3 separate regions of the Mus musculus genome follow, and all the other regions are linked to region 3. A link is a loop called in an ENCODE intact Hi-C map of the cell type or tissue named here. Cell type or tissue: left cerebral cortex. All regions are shown on one strand.

Evidence for each region. A loop is a pair of places that touch in the nucleus more often than their neighbours do. Peaks named below come from ENCODE experiments on the same cell type or tissue, not always from the same donor. Only the 100,000 strongest peaks of a DNase experiment are listed, where the experiment ranks them.
Region 1: a loop joins it to region 3, with 2.0 times the contacts of the local background. A loop is called at or near these places in 17 of 42 quality-filtered maps.
Region 2: a loop joins it to region 3, with 2.6 times the contacts of the local background. A loop is called at or near these places in 3 of 42 quality-filtered maps.

The regions. Positions count from the first base shown.
Region 1 is chr4:100,404,909-100,409,908 of GRCm38, forward strand. It overlaps Ror1 (receptor tyrosine kinase-like orphan receptor 1), which reads left to right. Exons shown (of 9, transcript NM_013845.5): 5 at 2,905-3,032; 6 at 4,806-5,000. Among named protein-coding and RNA genes, the nearest start is that of Gm35760, 14 kb to the left of the region's middle. In left cerebral cortex, a CTCF peak has its summit at 2,829 (motif pointing left); DNase peaks (open chromatin) are centred at 2,528 and 2,820.
Region 2 is chr4:100,025,789-100,030,788 of GRCm38, forward strand. No RefSeq gene overlaps it. Among named protein-coding and RNA genes, the nearest start is that of Gm35701, 67 kb to the right of the region's middle. In left cerebral cortex, a CTCF peak has its summit at 3,038 (motif pointing right); a DNase peak (open chromatin) is centred at 3,044.
Region 3 is chr4:99,953,538-99,958,537 of GRCm38, forward strand. The region is part of intron 1 of Pgm1 (phosphoglucomutase 1); the gene reads left to right. Among named protein-coding and RNA genes, the nearest start is that of BC062258, 26 kb to the left of the region's middle. In left cerebral cortex, no CTCF peak of the experiment used is centred here; a DNase peak (open chromatin) is centred at 2,075.

The sequences.
Region 1 (5,000 bases), 450 kb after region 3:
GTTATATGTGTGGTGTACTTGGGTAGGCATGCTACCACATTTCTGTTGTTAGAGGACAACATTGTGATATCAGCTTTCTTCTTCTACTTACATGGTGGAGACAGGGAGTTTCCAAGGGTTGACAGAGCTCAGATGGTCCAGCCTGTAGGTAGCAGCTTTAGCAGTTGAGCCATCTCAAGTGTTTCTGCAGAAAGCCTAACATACAGCCAAGGCTGAAAGTTGCTCAGATGCAATGCATACTCACTTGCTTGTTTTGGGTTTGGGGTTTTTTTGTTTTGTTTTGTTTTTGTTTTTTCTTTCGTTAAGAAATCTCTGTCCCAGAGAGAGTGGTCAAAATTGCAGAAGTTCTGGGCATAATAATAAAAATAAAATCCAGTACACCTGCAACTGTGAACAGGTGATTGGAAATGGGCAGCCAACCAGTTGAATCTCACTTTAGTTTGAAAAAGAAGAAATATTTAGTACTTTTAGGAGTCTTGAACTTGAAAAGTGGTAAGAAGTTTAGCTTAAGCCTCACTCATAAACTATAGGAACTCCCAGTGGGTTAGAGATTTATATCTGGGGGTAGTTCCAAGATTTTGTCCTCCCAAGAGATATAAATGAAAACCTTAAGAGTTTAACATAGGGAGGGAAAACTTTTCTCACAAAGATGCTTTAAACATCCTGGCTCCACTAATGTGGGGGAACAGGAGAGCAAGGCCTGGGGTAGCAGGGACAGTGTGCGTCAGGGCAGACCCTGGTCTCTACTTCGGTTTCCAGAAAGCAACTTGAGGTCATCCAGAGCCTTCTTTTCCCTATAGGTTTATGGTATTCGTTACCCAATAAAAGTTGGGTTAATTTTACAACCCAGGTAAGATTTAAGCCAAAAAAGGGCTTCCATCATTACTGTAGGATTTCTGACAGTAAACACGTAGGGTGCGTGAGGGGCTGGGCAGCTCTGGAGTCACAGGTCTTCCTGTCAGGCAAACGGTACGCTCCTTTGTTATGGGTTTGAAGTTTCCAAGGCTTTGCTCTACAAACTATTTCAGGATGAACCTAAGACGTTCAGTTCATCTTCATCTTCAAGTCTAGGGACTTGGTGTAGGAAGCTGCAGAAAATGAGAATCCTGTCTCATGGCTTTTCACTCCTTTGGCGGCTACCCTCAGCCTGCTAGTCTCATAGGAATAGGAAACCTGTAGGTAGCAAAACCTAGCTACATAGCTCTGCTCATGGCCATAGTGAAAGAGAGAGAGTGGGGGGGGGGGGGAGGAAGAAAGAAGGAAGAAAGAGAGAGTGAAGGAAAAAAAGGAAGGAAGAGAGAGAGAAGGAAAGGAAGGAAGGAAGGAAGGAAGGAAGGAAGGAAGGAAGGAAGGAAGGAAGGAAGGAAGGAAGGAAGGAAGGAAGGAAGAGAGAGAAGGAAGGAAAGAGAAACAAACAGAAAAGAAAAATTAAGCACTTAGCAAATGTCTTCCTTTTGAATGAGTGTCCTCTAAGTTTGCCATAAATACATTAGTGACAGCTATGTGCTATCTCTGCAGTCTCAAGGGACTTCTCTAGCAGCCAGTCATGGTAGCTCCCAGCCACTTGAGAGACTGTGGTAGAACTAGTACACCTTCAAAGTGAGGTTGGACAACATATAAAGACCAGTCATAAACAAAATCAATGTGTCTGGGGTCATAGCTCAGTGGCAAGTACTCATTTGGCTTGTATGAGGCCCTAGTTCCATCTCCAGCACTGCTAAATTAACACACAAACAAATAATAAGCTTTTATATTATTTGATGGGGTCATATAGCTTATACCTATAGGGCAAAGAGGCCAGTTATAGCCTGTTTTAAAGGCAAAGGACCATGATGCACAGGTCTTGGCCAGCCTGCCTAGAGAGCACAAGAAGAATATTTTGGTACCCTGTCTTCTAACTTAGAAGTCAAGAAAGGCAAATGGGTGATACGTGGAGACGGGTGTTGACATCAGCCAGAGGGGAAGAACTGGGGTAAAGGTGAACTCACAGATGTAGCAGGCAGTCTTCAGGGGAGCCTACATCTGTTGTTCTACCCTCTGGCTCTGCCCTGTGTCTTGTGCATCCCCATTGAGGAGTGGGATGTCCGTCTTGGATCCTGGTCTCCTGTCCTATGACTTGTGGCACTACAGCTTTCTTGTCATTGCCTGGCGTCCCCTGTCTTCAAGATAAAATCACTTCCCTTGTTCACTTATTATTTTAATTTAAAAGTAGCAAAAATCTTATGGCCTTTTTTTTTTTTAAAGTTTTAACGGTCAGAGAGAGGTAAAGTGTCTGTTGATGCTTGCTTCGGAGTTCTTTGGAGTGGCTGGTCTCCAGTCTTTTGGTCTGTGGCTTGCTCTGGCTTCTTGAAGATAGACAGGACAAGTTGTACCCAGTGAGGAGCCAGGAAACCCTCCCATCCTCCCTCCTAGCCATACTAGCTTCCTACCCTGTGGATCTCCTAATTGACATGTCAGTTGGTGTGGATCTTGTGGCTAATGTGCGCACGCCTTTGTAGCAAATGGAGCAGAAATAATCTGCACTTAGAAAAACAAAACAAAACAAAACTGTAGCGCATGTGCCCAGATTTCCAGCTTGCTTCCTCTTCCCTCACAGGGCTACATCATCTTCCAGCACACCACCAGCTGCAAAAATAAAAGTTCTTTCCCATATTTAAGGATGATTTTTGCGCTTCAGGATGATTTTCTGGGGGTGTAGGAAACTTGACCAACGTGACCAACAGATGTTTTAAGGGATGTTTGAAAACTGAATTTATAAAAAAAAAAAAAAAAAGTCTGTAAATGTAGTCTTCATTATATGGTGCCCAACTGCGCCCCCTTGTGACCATTTAGAGCATTGCAAAGCCAGAGTGAGTAGTGTGTGAGGGTAGTTCTGTTCTAAGAATCATTGTGCTTTGTTTTTAGAGATGAGTATGAAGAAGATGGATTCTGTCAGCCGTACCGAGGCATTGCATGTGCACGATTTATTGGCAACCGCACTGTGTATATGGAGTCTTTGCATATGCAGGGGGAAATAGAAAATCAGATCACAGGTAGGTAACATCAAAGAAGTGATACTTAGCCTTCCTTAACTATTTTTTTTTCTTGCCAGGAGTTTTTCTGGGCTTCTTTCCTGACAGAGAATTAGGCTAAGCTTAGGGTTGGGAGTGGGACCATAAAGAGGCATAAGATGTGATCTCTGTGCTCTGGAATTTACATTAAAATAATTTATTAGAGGTTAGCCTTGGAGGAAAAGGAAGCTTCGAGAAGTCTCACATTCGTGCAAACACTCAATAAATATTCCTGAGTGCTTTCGGTACCCTGGGACCAGACTGGACACTCGGGACTATGAGGGCGTGAAGGAGCCAGGTGTGTCTCTACCCTCACAGAGCTTGCGTTTGGAGGCAGCATGGTGTAGACTAGAACAAACAAGGACTAGAACATTGATCCCAGAGCTGTTGTTACAGAGACAACATCAAGAGACTTGCTGTTCTCCATGAGCCCCAAAGTGAAACACTTCCTAACAAGACTGGGGGGAGGGGCAGGCCATCATGCACCACTTTGACTTGAAGATTTTAGGAGACATATGGACCAATCCAGGACAGAAATATGGGAGAGAGAAAGGGCCAGAAACTCTGTTCTCTGAGCAACTTGACAGAACTGAGAAGCAGCTGAGGGGAACTGTTGAACCAAAACATGGACAGGAAGTGGAGTGGCTTTTGCTGAAGCCCTCAGGGGTGGGGGGCTGCGGGGGTGGAGGTTGAAAACAAGAGTAGACACAGGCTGGACAGAGAGGGGCCACTGAGCCCAGGGTTTCTACCCAGTATAAGAGCGTTTGGACACACTTTAAAATAAGGATACACATTAAATAAATGGCATTCTGATATAAATATTTGGTAAACAATGTATAATAGCCCTCTCTTGCACATGTTCCATGGGTATCAGCTTGCTGGAAAGTATTATAGTTCCATTTTGTTTTTGGAAAACTCATTTCATTCTTTTTGACCCAACGTTTCCCAGACTTGTTAGCCTCTGTGGCCCTTCTCAGAAGCCCTTGATAAACTGTGGGATTAATGGTCCCAAGGAACTCAGTTTGTGAAACAATGTAACCAGCCTCTTGGGGGGCCTACAGGGCTGGTGCACTTCTGGGATAGATGCCCTGCAGTGTAAGATTTGGCTAACAGACCCTGAGATCCCACAACACATACTGGGACAATGCCCTGTGCAGTGTGAGGTTAGGCTAACAGACCCCAAGATATGGAGATGCACACTGGGACAACTGAACTGTGGTCTTCTGGTGTATCGCGTCATTTTCCAAAGATGGAATAGACAGTATTCAAGGCACGATGAAACGAAGCAAATGATACAAAGCCACCCAACAACTCTTGCCATCAGGCAACGCAGTGCTATGTTCCGCTCAACCCTGCCTGAAACAAGCTCTGACCTTGGGCTGTCAGATGTCTTAGAGCCTCAGAAAATTAATTAAAAAAAAAAGAAAAAGAAAAAAGTACAGGGTGAAACACTCTCTCTGTAGAGAGAAAAAAACAAAGAAAAATATATTGTACTTTAACCCAATTAATTCTTTTTATTAGGAAATGGTACATATGTAATTCAATCCTGTTTTTCTAACTTTGTAGTCAAAATGATTTTTTCAAGCCCGTGAAAGTGAGATGCTTAGACATCTGAAATGAATCTCCTTCCCTTGGCCTTGTGGGCTTCAGCCCAGCAGATTCCCTGCAGTGTATTTCTCCCTGGTATCTGTTGACTGGATCACGGCAGAGATAAACCCTGGCCCCTGGGAGTTAATAGCTCTGTTTGTTTTTCAGCTGCCTTCACCATGATTGGCACCTCCAGCCATTTATCTGATAAGTGCTCTCAGTTCGCCATCCCTTCCTTGTGCCACTACGCCTTCCCGTACTGTGACGAAACCTCATCTGTCCCAAAGCCCCGTGACTTGTGTCGTGATGAATGTGAAGTGCTGGAGAATGTCCTGTGTCAGACAGAGTACATTTTTGCCAGAT
Region 2 (5,000 bases), 72 kb after region 3:
AATACTCATCAAGGGCCATAATATTTTCTTTTACAGTAACCCAGGAGATACTACCAAGTTGATCCAAATAAAAAGCAGTCCTTCCTTTCCAAACTAAGCAATTTGTTGTGTGATTCAACTGCTTACCAAATTAGAGTTGGATGTCAGAAGGAGTAAGGGGGTGATAAGATTAGAAAAGAATGAAGCAGTTGAAAAAAAGAAAGAAAGAAAGAAAGAAAGAAAGAAAGAAAGAAAGAAAGGAAGGAAGGAAGGAAGGAAGGAAGGAAGAAAGAAAGAAAGAAAGAAAGAAAGAAAGAAAGAAAGAAAGAGAGAAAGTATGAGAGAAAGAAAGAGAGAAAAGCAAAGGAAGAAAGGAAGGAAGGAAGGAATGAAGGAAGGAAGGAAGGAAGGAAAAAAGAAAGAAAGGAAGGAAGGAAGGAAGAAAGAAAGAAAGAAAGAAAGAAAGAAAGAAAGAAAGAAAGAAAGAAGGAAAGGAAAGAAAGTAAGGAAGGAAAGTAGATCTGTGGGCTCCACATGCCATGCTGATACAGTGTAGCATTGACCACATGGTTAGGAAACCTGGACTAGATTCTATCTTTAATTTCATCATTCACCAGCTGGTCTTGGACATTTGCTAAATTCTCAGCCTTAGTCTTCATATTTCTGCAGGGAACTGAATCCCTTCTGAAGGCTTTGTGTGTGAGAGAGTAGGTTGAAAGAATGGATGTAATGATGTCTCATGTTGTGGGCCAGTAGCAAAGCTGAGTACCTCCAAGCTCATTCTCCATCAAGGACTCCAGCCTGGGGACTCAGGATCCTCAGTATCTTGTATAATAAATAGCACAGATGAGACTCAAAGGAAACAATGCACAATTGAATAGAATAACTCACTCATTAACGTCTCCCTTTCTACCCAAGATATAGTGGCTTGCTTCCAGAGTTTTAAGCATTGAGAGTTTGTTTGAAAATTAACAACTAACTAACTAACTAACTAACTAACTAACTAAGAGTTAGTCTAGAGACAATTTTACTCATCTCACCTTCTTTCCAGCTATGGACAACTTTACTTAATGTTTTGAATCATATGAATACAATACTGTTTCTGTAGGTGGAAATGGTGACATATTAGTAGTTTCACAGGTTCCAACCATAGTCTAGTTGGCTTTATTTTCTTCACTGTGTTGATGAAACCGTGAGGTTTGAGATGGTAAGGCAGCCTGGATCTCAGAGACTTTTCACAGTGGGATGTACTCAGGAACCTCTCAGGGCATTGTTAAAATGCAGATTTGGACTTAGTGGATATGAGAAGAGGCAGATAATTGCTTTTTCTGGAGCCTCCAGGTAGCTCCTGATGGTCAGTGGACCAAGCACTCTGAGTGGCTGATTTAGGTTTGGTTGGCCCTGAAAGGGCTGCTAGAGTTGCCATACCAAACAAGAATTCTGTGCTTTATTAAAAAGGAGATTTTTGGCTGGACATGGTGGCTCACATTTATAATTCCCCCCAGAAGCTATTTGAGTCAAGGTGACAGAGTAAGAACCCACCTGAGAAGAACTCCACGAAACAAACCCCAAACAAACAAAAGGGCAAAACCAAGACAAAACAACCCAGACAATGAATATTGAAAATCAGTTTTCCTCTTGTCTGACTTTGGGGATGCCCACCATGCACTGAGCATGTGCAAGGCACCATCTATCAACCAGAAGACATCTCCAGCTTCATTTTCTTTGGTCCCTTCTCTTCTTTCTTCTGTCCCCTTCTTTCTTCTCCCCTCCCTCACTTTCTTCTCTCTCTCTCTCTCTCTCTCTCTCTCTCTCTCTCTCTCTCTCTCTCTCTCTCTCTCTCTTTCCTGGCATCTCCCTTTCTGTTGGCTGATATTACATTTATTATTATTATTATTATTATTATTATTATTATTATTATTATTATATAAAGTACAGAAATAGTCTCTGGTTTCATTAAGGTAACAGGTGAACTAACTAGAAGTCACAGATACCAGAAAATCTGGGAATACAGGTGAGACCTCAGATGGTTCCCCAAGGCTCTGAGAATGGAACCTTCTTGTTGTCTCCCAGCCTCCTGCCCTTGGCGCTGGGGATTGAACCAGGGGCAGCCCACATGCTAAGCAAGCACTCTTCCACTCAGCTACACCCCTAGTTCAGGTTGCTTCCCTTTTGTTGGAGACTTGTCTACTCCAGCCAAGCCCTCTCTCTGCCCAACCCCATAACTGCTGCTATAAAACCATTTAATGATTTCTCCATTTCCATAGGAGCCCAAGTCTACGGCAAGGGTTTCAGGTGACTGATCTTGGGTTTTATACATGGCCTGTAGCTTCCAGGAGGCCAGAAGAAGGAGGCAAACCCAGAGCAGGCATTCCCAGCAGAACATGCACGGCTGCTGGATTGCCACAGCTACGCGCAACTTAGTTTCCCTTCTTCAGCTTTCTAGAAGAAGAAGGAAAAGAAAAAAAAAGGAAAAAAAAAAAGAAAAAGAAAAAGAATTCAACCACCCTGCAATTACTGAGAACCTCAAAGAAAGAAATGAAAAGTATAGCCATTAGCTTGAAAGTCTAATGACCCCAATCTAAACAGTGCCAGGCATTTTATTCTGCTCACTTGTAGGAGAAAGGCATTGCTTTTATTTTAAAATCTGTTAGCAAGAACATTGAGTTATGTTCTACATCTCCTTCCCTTTAAAAAACAATTCTAAAGATGAAAAATGCAAACTATGTTTTTTTCTGCTAGCTTACTCATACCTGTAGCTGGTGACCATTAATTGAGCACCTGCTATAATTCAAGACCTGTGACCTACAACAGTAAACAAATATAAACAGGTGTGATTATGACTTAGTGACTATAAGAACTACAGAAGAGTTCATCTAAAGGGTTCTGAAACAGAAGAGAGCTTTTTACTTCAGGGAGCCAATTGTATCTGCCTCTGCTCGTCAAATTCTGACAAACAAAAACATTTTTTTTTAGCCCCCAAACTCTTGATGTTTTCAAAGCCAAAGACCCAACCTTAGCTTTAGAAAGCAGATCAGCTGCCATTGCTACCAGTAGAGGGCGGCAACATGACAGTTCAGAGTTGGTCCTTGTGGCTGAAAGCCTACAGGAAGTATGCTTAACTTCCCTTATTTATGCAGGAGCTGGAAAAATAAAGACAGCAGTAAAAATCTTTCCCCCTTTCTCTTGTAGAAACCTGCCTCAAGGCTTTATGGTCTGTTCGCAGGTTCTTATATCATATACTAAAAAGAAATCAGGTCCAATGTAAAACCTGTGAGATTTCAGCAAAACTAACAAGTGTTTGGGAATTAAAACAAAACTGAAAAAACACAAAAATGTTCACCGGTGTTAAGACATAATATGTCTTTGTGGAACAATTGATCTTCAGGATTTGTAAGGCAATTACTTGGTGGTATTCTAGAAAGCCAGGAGCCTCCAATGCAGCAACCCACCGGCTAGCAAAATAGAAATGGCAGGCTTTGAGCACGTGGTAATGAACAGCCCGATGCTTTGGTCCTGGGATGTGCTTTATAAGATGTGAAAAGCAAATGACCTCTACACAGTGAATCGAGGCTTTCGACTTATACAACCGTCTCCATACTCCAGAGAGCTCATGGACACTTTCACATATTAAGCTGGAAGATGACTTTTAGATTTGACAGAGATCGCTGGTGGCTTTTGAAAGGAAACTATGACAACCCTCAGGGGGAAACATAGATGGTGCATGTTCAGGAGTCTATAAGCAGGAGGAATAGTGCTCTGATATCTTTGGAGTAAGTTAGGTGGTGAAGTGCTGTGGTCTGAATGTTTTGTCCCATCAAGCTAATACGCTGAAATCCTAATCACCAAGGTTATGGTGGCATTTGAAAGTGGATCTTTGAAGAAGTAATCAGGCCATAGGCGTGACATTAGTGTCATAGACAAGAAGCCAGAGAGATACTTCTTAGCCCCTGTACGATGTGAGAACACAGAAAGAAGATATTGTCTGTGGGTCAGCGATCTCTGTCAAATCTAAAAGTCATCTTCCAGCTTAATATCCCCCAACAGCCAGCATGTGACCAATCTCTTCCCTCAGTCATCTTTGCCCAGGGTTTCCAGGTCCTTCTGACCCCTGAATCTCTGTTACTTCCGTGGAAGCATGCCTCCATAGTCTAGTCTCAGTCAACTGTTTGCTTGCTCGCCTGCTCAGAACGGAGTCTCGCTATATAGCCCAGGCTGTTACCAAATCTAGATTTCCCAGTTTCCAAATACACGTGAAACAAATTTCTGTTGTCTATAATCTACTCAGTTTATGTAGTTTTCTTATGGCAACCTGAATCTACTAAGACACAGAGAGTATAAACATCAGTTGCCTTAGAGAGATTCAGGATTGGTAAAGTTAAGGTGAGAAGCTTTTCATTCAAAAGGGCACATCAATGGAACGCCAGGAAAACACGGACCCCCATCTGTACCCCTTATATGTCTCGAGAGACTTGGGGGATTAACAGGAAAGATAGTTTGTCACAACTGTTCAACTCACGGAGGAGACCTGTATTTACAAAAAGAAGAGAGATAAATGCATGATTTTAGGCACAAGACATTCGATAGAAAGCAGGTGCAAAATACTAGGGGCATACGTCGAGTTCCCAGGTGGAGGACTTATGTCCGGTGGTGTGATGGAGAAAGCAAGAGCGAAGATAGCACAGACAAGCCAAAGATATACCAGAAGGAAGCTGAAAGGCCTCTGGATGGCCCGCCTTTCTCAGAACAAAAAGAGATAGGTTTGCTAACCTTGCCATGGAGATGGGGGTGGGGTGGGGCGTGGTATTCAGTGCATTGCTCATGCTCCATGGGCCAAACTTCAGTCACAGAAACATTCCTGGAGAGCATCATCAAGTTGTATGCAGTCCGCCTGCCTCCTTGGTGTTTAGCATGATGTCTAGGGTACAGTAGATGCCTGGCAAACTGTTGAGGAAATGCCTAGATGAAAATGGTCCCATTTTCCACTACCACTATTATCTTTACTGGTACCCTCCTCGAGG
Region 3 (5,000 bases):
ATGGGCTGTTTTCACATCTGCAGATTTTCTTTCTCTTTGCTTTCAGTTGGCAAGGCCAGCAGTATACAGTTACAGTTCTCTCTCAGAGGTGTATCAACTCCAGCCCCGTGTCATAAGGGATCTTGATCACCTGTCTCTTCCACAAACTATCACACTGGTCTACTATATGGACGACATGGTGCCGATTGCACCATGTGAGCAGGAGGTAGCAACCACTTTGGATTTGTTGATAAAACGTATATGTACATCAGAGGATGGGAAATAAATCCAACCAAAATTCAAGGGCCTTCTACCTCAGTGGAATTCCCAAGCATCAAGTGGTGTGGGGCATGGAGAGATTGACCTTCTAAGGTGGAGGGTAAGTTACTACACTTGCCCACTCCTACCACCCGGGAGAAACCTGTTTGAATTTTGGAGACAGCACATTCCACACTTGGGTGTGCTACTCAGGCCCATACACCAAGTGACTCAGAAAGCTGCTAGCTTTGTGTTGGGGCTGGAACAGGAGACAGCTCTTCAGCAGGTCCAGGCTGCTGTGCAGGCTGCTCTCCACTTGGACCATATGATCCAGCGATCCAATGGGACTTGAGCTGTGGGTAGTTGGTCAGTGTGGCCATGTCTGCTCTATGAAGGACACCAGGCTCCCATGCCAGTTGAGTGCTTTTCAGCCATGTGCCCATTAACTCTGCTGATCCTGTGCTAGGCAGCTGCTCCTCCCCCATCACAGGACTATTCCTGCCTCTGAGAGGCTAGCTAGCTGCTTACAGAGCTTGTCTTCTGTCACACCCAAATTGGCACCCTGGTAGATAAATAATTTTGGTTTTCAAAGGTGGTGATTCACAGCTCCCTTCAAAACCTTACTCTCCACTTCCTATCAGACTCCCCAGACCTGTGGTTTGACCAGTCCTGGTTTACTTTTTAAACTTTGATGATACGGCTTCTTAATTGGTAATTTCTGCTGACCTAGACAAGAAACTCACAGGATGAATTTTAAATTGATTATTAGGAAAACCTCAGGGGACAGAGGATATTAGATATTAAATTTGTTGAGATAAACTGTTTTAAAACATTTTAGGTTCTTCAAATGTAAAAGACAATTTGCTTCATTAAAATGTTTCCTTGAGAAGGCTGGAGAAATTCTTGGCAGTTAAGAGAGGGTACTGTTCTTCCAGAGGTTGGTTCTCAGCACTCAGACCCAGCTACTTCACAGCTGTCTGTAACTACAGATCTAGGGCATCCACTGTCCTCTTCTGGCTCCATAGGTACACATGGCATATAGCAGCCAGACATACACATATACACATAAATGAAAATAAAAATGTTTAAAGTGTTTTCTTGAGAGTAAAGTCTGTTTAAACAGACAGTGTCATATGCCTGTATGTCAGCAGAGGCTAGCAGGATTTCACGTTCCAATGCCATGTGAGCTACATGATCAAGGCCAGTCTGGGTTATATAGTAGGACCCTATCCAAAATAATTAATCATATTATCCTATTATTTGTCTAATTATTAGCAACTGATCCAGGTTTATATACATAGGAAAATATATCTATCAACTCCTCATTGTTCTGTATTTCTCAAAAATGTGGTGAATCCCTAGAGTCATTTTTCTATAAATTTAAGAGGAGAGCCTAAATGTTGGTGGATACTCTCACTAAGCCATTGTTACCCCCAGTGCTGGAGATGCCCCTGGGCATTGCCCATGCTGACAAGAGCATTCTCCCTAAGCTGTACTCCAGCCCCATTTGGTTAAATTCTTGGTGGCCAATGAGCAGATCGGTTGGTTCCGCTAGCTGATCATTTCTCTTCTACCTGGGATGGCGTGTGGGAAGGACATAATTCTGTGGGTCTCAGAATGGCATCGAAGCAGGGAGACCAGAGGTAACTGAGATCCCGCTCCCATTTTAAGCTTGACCTTTTATTTGCTCAGTGGCTCTAAACAACTTTAGCTGCAGATGGCCCAGAGGCTCCAGTTCAAGAGGCAGCAGGGAAAGTGAGAGCCATACCCGGTATCTTGTCCTAGCCTGCTTTAGGGACTGCAGTTGTTCCATCTTAGCCTTGGCTTCCAGAGCAGAGGCTGGCAGCTCTCTGGTGTCTGAAACCAAAGTCTGTTGTAGGCAGCGCTCCGGGGCACTCTGCCCTAACGGGAAACGAGGCAAAAATAATTGAAGGGTGTTCAGCTTCATTGTGTGGGCAGAAGGATCTTCATCCGAACGACTTTGAAGATCTGCTTCGTGTGGGGGGGGTATGGGTGGGTGTGTGACCCGTAACTTTGTCTCAGGAGACAATCACCATAGGGAATTAATGAGACTTCCTAACCGACAGTGATGGTCCAAAGGAAAATTCTGTGTTGTTTACTCAAAGGACACTGTGGCAGCTTCAGGTCCGATAGACCATTTGGGGGACCCTCAGCTACTTCCTGGACACCCTCACAGAGCCAAGTATTGGATATGAAAGATGAGTGACTTTGAAGAATGGATTTCTGGGACATACAGGAAAACAGAAGAGGGTCCACTCCCACTGCTGACTTTTGCCACAGCTCCTTACCATGACCAGAAGCCAGGAACAAGTGGATTACGGAAGAACACCTATTACTTTGAGGAAAAGCCTTGCTATCTGGAGAATTTCATCCAGAGCATATTCTTTTCCATAGACCTCAAAGATCGCCAGGGATCATCACTGGTGGTCGGTGGAGATGGGCGGTATTTTAATAAATCAGCAATAGAGACAATAGTGCAGATGGCAGCTGCCAATGGGGTTGGTATACAACAAGTATTACTACATCTCTGGCCCTTCCAAGCAATTTTTTAATTCTGCAGAAATACTGAGATGCATCGAGGTGTGGATAGGATCTACACCTCAACTCTAACACCCGCTTAATGTCATTGTGATTTCAGATATCGAATGTTGTGAGAATAGTTCAGAGTTATAGCAGGGACGCAGGGACCTGGGAGTGGAGTTCAGGTTTGCATGTGTCTTGCTCGGTTTCTGTAGTTTGGAAAGTACCTGTTGCTTTGTAGACACATACAGAATGCTCCTGGCCTTAAGCTTTTGCGACTGCTTGCTAGCTAGCTAGCTTCTAGAATTACGCCTGTGCTATGGAGAGCTGTCATGAGTCGGGGCAAGGGGAGGATTTGCAGTGTGTTCAGTGGCTTCCTTGTTGACGTTCAGTCATTTGTCCAACAGGAAAGAAAACAAAGGCAGGGCATGCTGTTTGTAGATCTTGGAAGTCATGTAAAACAGTACCAGGGGTGGGGGCTGGGGGACAGTTGGATGTTAGATGTGAGTCTTTGGGGGAAGACTGTTACAGAGGGATCTGCTTGTAATGACCTGGGGCACAAAGCAGCCCTTTATTAGGGTGAATTTGTGCAGCAGGGTAGAGATAATGGGTCTAAGATGGCAGTAGTGTTAGTAGGCTCTGCCAAAGGGCTGCATTTTGGACACACGTTTGCCAGATTAAGCAAAGTAGAGGGCAAATGGCAAAAGCACTAATCTTGATAGTAGGAGAGCTCTATAGCACACTCCTATAGGAAGGTGTATGTCAGGGCATTGCCGGGTTTGTTCTGCAGATAACACTGGTGGCCCAAAGCTGCTGCCGAGCCCCCCTCCCCCGTGTGTGTGTGTGTGTGTGTGTGTGTGTGTGTGTGTGTGTGTTTAAAATAATAGTTAAGCTAAAATTTGGAGCACACATTCTATTACTATCTAGAAAGTTTTAAAGTTGTACTTTTTTTTTTTTTTTTTTTAAAGAAATCCTGGCCTGGAGACCATGATATTTAGCACTGCAAACAAATGTGTTGGGCATTCATTTTGAGTCTGTTTGAATGTGCCAAGCAGGTTTTTGGAGAAGCCAACCATAACAAAAGGCATGCCAACAGAGTAAACTTAAGAGGCACTGCATACTGTTGTCTGTGGTCTGGGATTTCAGAATCTGAATGCTTGTCATGTAAAAATTGCTGATAGAGAACTTAAATATGAAATTATTATGAAGCATACACATTTTTAAGATAAAATGTGACGTGCCGTAAATTTCATCTTTGAGGAGCGCCGTTGCTCAGGGAATGGTGTTAAAGATGCTTTAATCTTCTGAGAGGATAAATGGGACATTATTTCTCCATAGACCTAGGCTGTTGAGTGGATCTGGTACACTGTCCCCTTTGCTCTGATAGATTCGGCTTCATTAACGTTTTTTTGTGTGGAACTGAAGGATGTGGGCAAGGTGGATGGAATGAGCGATTCAGGCAAACCCTGCAGACTTTCTCTGATTGACTGTTTGAAGGTTTGCTAAATAATACATTTCAGAGATAATAATTGATTAAATATGGTAACTGCCTATTTGTTAAGGCTGTGGCAGCTTAAGCAATATTTTCAAGGACATTCCATATTAAAAAAATAGCATTGCATTGAAAGCCGTCCTGCTGGCTGGCTGAATCACTTTAAAGACGTTTAGTAGACGGATAACGTGCTCTAATCTGATAAAAATGCCGAGGTTCTAAAGACCTTGCTTAGTTTCTTCTTTTTCTAACATAGTCCACATTCAGACAGCTTTAACATCTCCGGCTGTGGTAGGATGCAGGAAATCTAAGGGAAGGATAGTTATACCGTGGATTTTAGCAAGAGGCAGTGCTGCTTACCATTGTCAGTGGCTACTTCCCCCGTTACTAGTTTATGGAGGACTTTTTGGCAAGGTAAGCTAAAGATAAGGTAGCCTGCCATCTTCCCCTTCTGTGTCCTGGTGCATCTGTATCTTCCTCTTCTTGATTTCCATCATCTGTGAAGTATGGAGTGTAATTAAGCTTCAATAGAAGTTCCTCTTTGTTCTCATTTGCATGGAGCTGTCTACTTTTAGTGGATATCTTAATGCACAAAATGAGTTTTTGGTTGGGCCTGTGCAGAATGCACTTTGTCCCCTGAGCTTTGAACTTGGAGAAAGCTCAGAGGTTAAATAAAAGGACTGTACTTGTAGCTAGCAGGGCAAAGAAAATGAGGGGGCATCATCATCAT